2 separate regions of the Homo sapiens genome follow, and region 2 is linked to region 1. Evidence: chromatin contacts called from ENCODE Hi-C or POLR2A ChIA-PET data. All regions are on one chromosome and are shown on one strand. Each heading gives the region's core, a stretch centred on a gene start or an enhancer-like site at or near the end of the contact. The rest is flanking DNA. Distances are from core to core; before and after follow the strand shown.

The links. Hi-C counts contacts between places; a loop is a spot of excess contacts on that map. ChIA-PET counts read pairs that join two places held with the same protein, here RNA polymerase II (POLR2A). Pooled maps may share reads with other maps.
Region 2: a map with no recorded cell type shows a loop between it and region 1 (4-fold over the local background). The contact joins the enhancer-like site here to the promoter of RNF4 in region 1. A Hi-C loop is called at or near these places in 3 of 37 single-sample maps with no recorded cell type and 3 of 50 pooled maps. POLR2A ChIA-PET finds 5 or more read pairs at or near these places in 6 of 52 experiments (GM12878, H1, MCF 10A and 3 more).

Annotation. Positions count from the first base shown.
Region 1 is chr4:2,467,573-2,470,817 of GRCh38, reverse strand. It overlaps RNF4 (ring finger protein 4), which reads right to left and starts at 1,712. Exons shown (of 8, transcript NM_002938.5): 1 at 1,560-1,712. LOC107986250 (a long non-coding RNA gene) reads left to right here and starts at 1,867. Exons shown (of 2, transcript XR_001741551.3): 1 at 1,867-2,418. RefSeq lists enhancers at 1,070-1,189, 1,234-1,806, 1,490-1,849 and a silencer at 2,000-2,169.
Region 2 is chr4:2,597,027-2,600,271 of GRCh38, reverse strand. All of the region lies in intron 2 of FAM193A (family with sequence similarity 193 member A), which reads right to left. Among named protein-coding and RNA genes, the nearest start is that of FAM193A, 62 kb to the right of the region's middle. RefSeq lists enhancers at 1,665-2,617, 2,618-3,245. Within about 2 kb of position 1,456, at least 15 of the 41 ENCODE cell types and tissues checked have a DNase peak (open chromatin) inside an H3K27ac peak, as active enhancers do; they include GM12878, where a contact is called at or near this core.

The DNA of each region.
Region 1 (3,245 bases), core at 463-2,962:
GCAAAACACAATAAAATGAGTTATCTCTTATTCCCTCCATCCTCACCCAGCTACAGGAGGACCACGACTGTTTACTGCTGTATTCCAAGCAGAAAGGTTGGCATACAGGAGACCTCAAAAATACGCTACTTTGATCTTGAGGAGAGTGAAAAATCTTACTCATTTTATGTACAAAGCACAGATGTGCATACATTATATAAAAAGAAATAGTTTACGTATGGCATTAAGATTTCATGAAGATTAGAAAAACAATGTTTACAAAAGGTCCTTACAAAGGTAGTAATTCAAGAAAAGATCAATAAACGATGTGTTAAAGTAAGATTTTTGGAAGCTCAAATTCAGGCAATACAAAAGCCAGCAATATATCTTGCTACTCGAATGCCTCTATTTCACCTCAAACTCACAGATAAAACTGAACCCAATATGTCCTTGTCCATTAAAAAGCAAATCACCAAGAAAGTAACAAAAGATTCCCTTCAATGTCTCTTTTATTGACAGTGGTCCCAAAACTCCTGGTCAATGAATTCAAAACCCAAATCTTGCAGGTAGGACTTAACCTCATCTGCTGCCAAATAGCTGGCTATGTGACCTTGGGCAGACCACTTCACTTTTCTGGACCTCAGTCTCCCCAGTCAGTTGGACAGTCTAAGCCAGGCTCCAGAGCTGAGACCCTACGTCTGGCTCAAGAACTTGGTGCAGAAACAGAACGAAGATTATTAAGTTTGTGAACGTCTATGGGAACTGACAAGTGAAAGACAAAAGCTGAAATCCCTACCAAAACGGCTTGCCCAAGCTCTATCCTTTTCCCTCTTCCCTCGATGGATCAAAGGCGGAAAAGCGGTGTTTACTAGCAACTCTGTTTCGGGTCGTGAGAATCTTCATACACCTGTCTATAGGCGCGCCAGAGCGGTGAAGGGCCCGAGCGGTGCAGGGCTGGGCCGCAAGCCTCACAGTCGCACGTTCCACCAACCACCAGCCGGGGCCCGGAAGCGCGCCCGGAAATCGAGGCCCTACTAAGTTTTAGACTGCGACCTCGGCGCCCCCACGGTCAGGCCCGCACCCGTACTCAGATCCTCCCGACCTACAAAAGGCCCCGCCACGCGGCCCACGCACCCCGGCAAACTCGCAGGCCCCACGATGGCGGGGCGGCGGCGCGAACACACAAAGGAGGCGTCGTCAGCGGGGAACAAAAACCCTGCCCGGGTCTTCCCCCTAACAGCACATCCTGCCCGACTTTCCAAGTGACCTTGGGGGCGTTCCTGCCCCTCCCAGAGTCTCAGTTTCCCTTCCTAGGCTAGGAACTAAGCCCCATGGCCGCGGCCCCCCAGGGTGAGCCGAGACCCAGACGCAGACCTCCTAACTTCTGTTGCCCGCGCCAAGCCGGGCTCGGTGCGCCCGCGCGGACGGCAGTGCGAGCGACCAGAGCTGGCTCGAGGTCCCGGGCTGCAAAGCCTCGGCTGGGTCAAGCCGCGCAGCGCGGCTCCCCCAAGAGGCGCGGGCCGAGGCCTCTGTAGGCCGCGAAGCTGCCTAAACCTCGCATCTGCAAGGCCCTGACTTACCGCTGCTTTCCCGCAAAGCTCGGCCTAACCTGGAGCTAGTTAGGTCCGCAGGCGCCACCGCCGGCGCACTCCGGAGAAGAAGCTCCTTCTTCAGCCGCCCAGGAGAGCTCCTCGAGAAAGATGCCGCCGCCTCAACAGCAACCCACTTCCGCTTCGGAGGCCTCGGCTCCGCCCCCCATCATGTCCCCATTGGCCGCCCGCCTACTCTACTTCCGCGGTCGGCCGGGTAAGGACAAATTTTTTAATCCTATTGGATAAGAAAACCATCTGTTACCACTTTAAAACGCGCCTCTTTCCGCCCCCGCCCACAATCGAGCGCACTAACTCGCACCTTCCGGCAAGAGACGGCGCGGGCGCGCCCCGCCCGCAAGGTTTTTCGGGAGTCACGGTCTGAGGGCGACCCGGGCGACCCGGTCGCCCGTGCCCGGCTGCCACTGACCGCTCCAACGCCGCCAGGGACGACCCGCCAGCTGCCTCCGGAGCCGAGCAGGCCCCGAACCTTCCCATTCCTAGATTTCCAGCCGCACAACAGCCGCGGTGCCCCTGGCTCGACGCAGCTGGCCGGAGGCGCGGAGCTGGTCGTTCGTCCCGCCCGCCGTTCCGCGCCCCTCTCCCGGCTCTTGTTTCCTCGCCTCTTAACGAGGCCTTTGTGAGGAAGGTTGCTGGGCCTTGGGACTCTGACGATCGGCTGGAAACCAGGCCTGGCCCTGTTTCAGCATCCCCGCGTGCCAAGCCCTGGGCCGGCGTGCGGGTCCCTGCCCCTGCGAGGAAGCTGGGACTTTTGCAGGCCTGGGTGGAGACGTGTACATAACAGAGGAAGAGTGTGGAGGATTGGAGGACTCAGGGCAGCACGGCAGAGGTGCATGCAGGTCCCCGGTCGGACTGGAGAATGGGCGGTGGGTTTCTTGAGCTCCAGTCCCTGAGCTCGACTTTGACGTGGGTTTAGCAACCAGGAAAAAAGCCCACCTTGTCCCTGCTGCCTGAGAATACCCAGACCTTAGTCCATGGCCAGCATCTCTGGTCCCTCGGCACCCTCAGGCAACGTGAAGGTCACCCCAAATGCCTTGGGTTACATTGTTTCCTTACAGTGAGTTTGTTTGTTTTAGTGGCGCGATCTCGGCTCACTGCAAGCTCTAACCTCCTGGGTTCACGTGATTCTCCTGCCTCAGCCTCCCGAATAGCTGGGATTACAGGCGCCTGCCACCACGCCCGGCTAATTTTCTTTGTATTTTTAGTAGAGATGGAGTTCCATCATGTTGGCCAGGCTGGTCTCGAGCTCCTGACCTCAGGTGATCCACCCTCCTTGGCCTCCAAAAGTGCTGGGATTACTGGTGTGAGCCACCTCGCCCGGCCACCTTACAGTGAGTTTCTAACCTCGAAAATGGAGTCAAATAACGGAATGACAAGGCAGATAGAAACCAGAGCATTAACGTTTTTGTGTTGCATTTACAAACAATATGTGTTTGCTATTTTTCGTAATTGTAAGGAAATCTGGCATGGTAGAGTATCTGATAGATAAATGTAATTCTCATGTAAAATATCTAAGTATTTGTGTTTTTTGTTTGTTTGTTTGTTTGTTTTGAGACGGAGTCTCGCTCTGTCGCCCAGGCTGGAGTGCAGTGGCGCGATCTCGGCTCACTGCAAGCTCCGCATCCCGGGTTCACGCCATTCTCCTGCCTCAGCCTC
Region 2 (3,245 bases), core at 207-2,706, 130 kb before region 1:
GGGAGACGTGATAAACCTAACAGGAATGGAATCCATGGACTGATAGGGATGGATGAGGTCAAAGAACTATGGCAGGTCAGGCGCAGTGGCTCACGCCTGTAATCCCAGCACTTTGGGAGGCCAAGGTAGGTAGATCATTTGAGGCCAGGAGTTTGAGACCAGCTTGGCCATCATCACGAAACCCTGTCTCTACTAAATACAAAGATCAGCCAGGTGTGGTGTTGCGCGCCTATAGTCCCCGGTACTCGGGAGGCTGAGGCATGAGAATCACCTGAACCCAGGAGGCAGAGGTTGCAGTGAGCCAACATCGCACCACTGCATTCCAGCCTGGTGACAGAGCGAGACTGTGTCTCTAAAAAAAAAAAAAAATTAGCCAGGTGTGATGGCGCATGCCTATAGTCCCAGCTACTCGGGAGGCTGAGGCACGATAGTCTCTTGAACCCAGGAAGTGAGGTTGTAGTGAGCTGAGATTGCACCACTGCACTCCAGCCTGGGCAACAGAGCAAGACTCTGTCTCAAAAAAAAAAAAAAACTATGGCAAGAGAAGACAAGCAAGTGAGCTACAAAGACAGACAATGATCAAGATGAAAGTTTGAAATGGAGATTTCTTAGGTTTCCAGGCACGACTATGTCTAGGACGTGATGCTAGGATGGGTCAATCTTGGAAGAAGAGGTCTCCAGAGAAATTTGCAACGTGCAACTGTCAGGCAAGATGTTAAGATAAATTCCCACCAATATTCTCCTACAACTGCTGATAACAGAATGCTTATCTAGAAGACAGCAATTCAGCCCCACTTCCCCTCTGGATGCAGAAAGCTGCAGGAGAGCCGTGCACTCTGAGCCCTGACCAGAGCCCTGACCAGAGACAGAGCAGGACAATTGATAAAATCCTATCTCTGGGCCATCAGAGAGCCGAAGTGACCAGGCTGCCGGAGGGAACTACACAACAAAGTGCAGCAGCCCCTCCAGGGAGAAGGGGACACACTTACTGTTTCACCTTTGACAGAGGAAGGAAAGTGGAAGGAGGCCATAAAAGTGGTTAGAAAAAAAAAAAACAGTTTAACTTTAAACAAATTCTGAAAGGTTGAGAGTGTCAAGTGTGGGAGTCTAACCCCTGGAAAGCCCCAAAACGAATGTTCCCACTCATTCCCAGGAGACCTGCACCCAAGTCTCCAGCTAATCCACTAGCAGAGAGGAAGGAAACATGCCTTTCTCCTTGTCCTGGAGAAAGGCGTGTGCCACACACAGGCCAGGACCAGCACAAGACACGGGGCCGGTCAGACCCCTGCAGATACAAGGCAGAGTCTGGCTGCCACCGGGCAGAGGTGGGCTCGCTGGGAAAGCTGCCCCCAAGGCCGTGAGCACAGAGCTGCCCAAGAGTCAGGCTAGAGGGGGGAACTGAGAAGATGCCACCATCGGAGACCTTGCCAAGGAGGAAGTAGAGAGAGACTCCCCTCTACAGGCCCACACGAGCACGCACAGTGCTAGAGACAGCCCAGCTGAGGCCAAATGCACTGACCTGGCCTCCCAGGTGCACAACAGGACACAGGAAACAACCTCAGCCTGATGCTCTCTGCACACTGTCTGGCATTTGACCAAACAGAACAAGAGAAACAGAAAGCAAGAACCAATAACGTTTAAGGAAGAGATGATAATACCAATTCTAACACAGTCTTCCAGAAAGGAGAAGAAACAGGAACACATTCTAACTCATTTTATGAGACCCCGAAGGCCACTGTAAGACAAGAGGCCTACAGACAGCCTTCATGAGCACAGATGCAAAAATCATTAACATAACTTTAGCAAATCAATCCAGCAACACATAAAAAGGATGTCCACAGAAGAAAAATAATGTTCATAGCAGCTTTTTTCAAAATAGCCCAAACGTGGGAACAACACAAACATCCATCAATTAATTGGTGAATGCATAAATTGGTTTATCTGTAAAATTACTCAATAAAAAAGAGAAACTACGGATGCATGCAACATTTTGGGTAACTCTCAAAAGCATTATGCAAGTTACAGAAGTATATGTGACACTCTGGAAAAAGCAAAACTGTAGGAACAAAAATCAGGTCAGGCCAGGCGCGGTGGCTCATGCCTATAATCCCAGCACTATGGAAGGCAGAGGCGGGCGGATCACGATCGAGACCATAATGGCCAACATGGTGAAACCCCATCTCTACCAAAAATACAAAAATTAGCTGGGCATGGTGGCGCGTGCCTGTAGTCCCAGCTACTGGGGAGGCTGAGGCAGAAGAATTGCTTGAACCCGGGAGGCGGAGGTTGCAGTGAGCCAAGATTGTGCCACTGCACTCCAGCCTGGGTGACAGAGCGAGACTCTGTCTCAAAAAAAAAAATTCAGGTGAGTGGTTACCAGAGGCTAGGACGGGGGAAGGGAAGTGACTACCAAGGGGAACAAGGGGATTTTATGGGGTGATGCAAATGTTCTGTAGCTTAGCTGTGGTAGTGAACATTTTTTAAGTAAAAAAAGAGTGAATCTTAATGGAAGGTAAATCATGTTATTTTTTTAAAGGCCAGCTCCAACAAAGAGGCTGACCTACAAAGCAACAGCTGGTCCGAATCCACAAACACAGGCCAACACTACACCTCTGCTGTTCCCAAGGTCACTGTTTCTGGTGAGGAGAGAATGGCTCATCTGACAAACTATCCATTACCAAGACAAGCCGGGGGCTGGGAAATGAGATCCTCCTCCAACGCAGGCAAGACGCACTGCAGGGAACCATAGGCACTTCCGCTGGCCTCTGGACCAGGGCAAACAGCAGAAGCCTGTTCCCAAGGGCAGAGGCAGGCTAAAATACAAGAGCAGGGCTGGAGTCGGAAGAAGAGCTGATAAAGTTTAATGAGAAAACAAACCAACCACCACAAAAAGCAAAGAAAATGGTATTGGTAAAAAAACAAACAAAAAAACCACACAAAGAAAACCATAAAAATAGCTGTCTTTGTAGAGTTTATATTCTAATGAAGAAGAAAGCAAACCAAATGAGTAAGTAAAATACATAGTATGTTAGAAATAAGTGCTAGGAAGAGAATTACAGCAGGAAAGCGGGACATGCGGGAGGGGCCGAGTGAGAAAGTAATTCTGACAATGAGACCCCAAGGATAGAAACTGGCCCTGGAGATGGGGCTTGCCTCCAAGGCCAGTAAAGATGGAAACCCACACCAGGCAGTGGGGATGCGCTCTTCAGATTGTCACCAGGACTCCCCCAAGGCAGTTCTGCAGG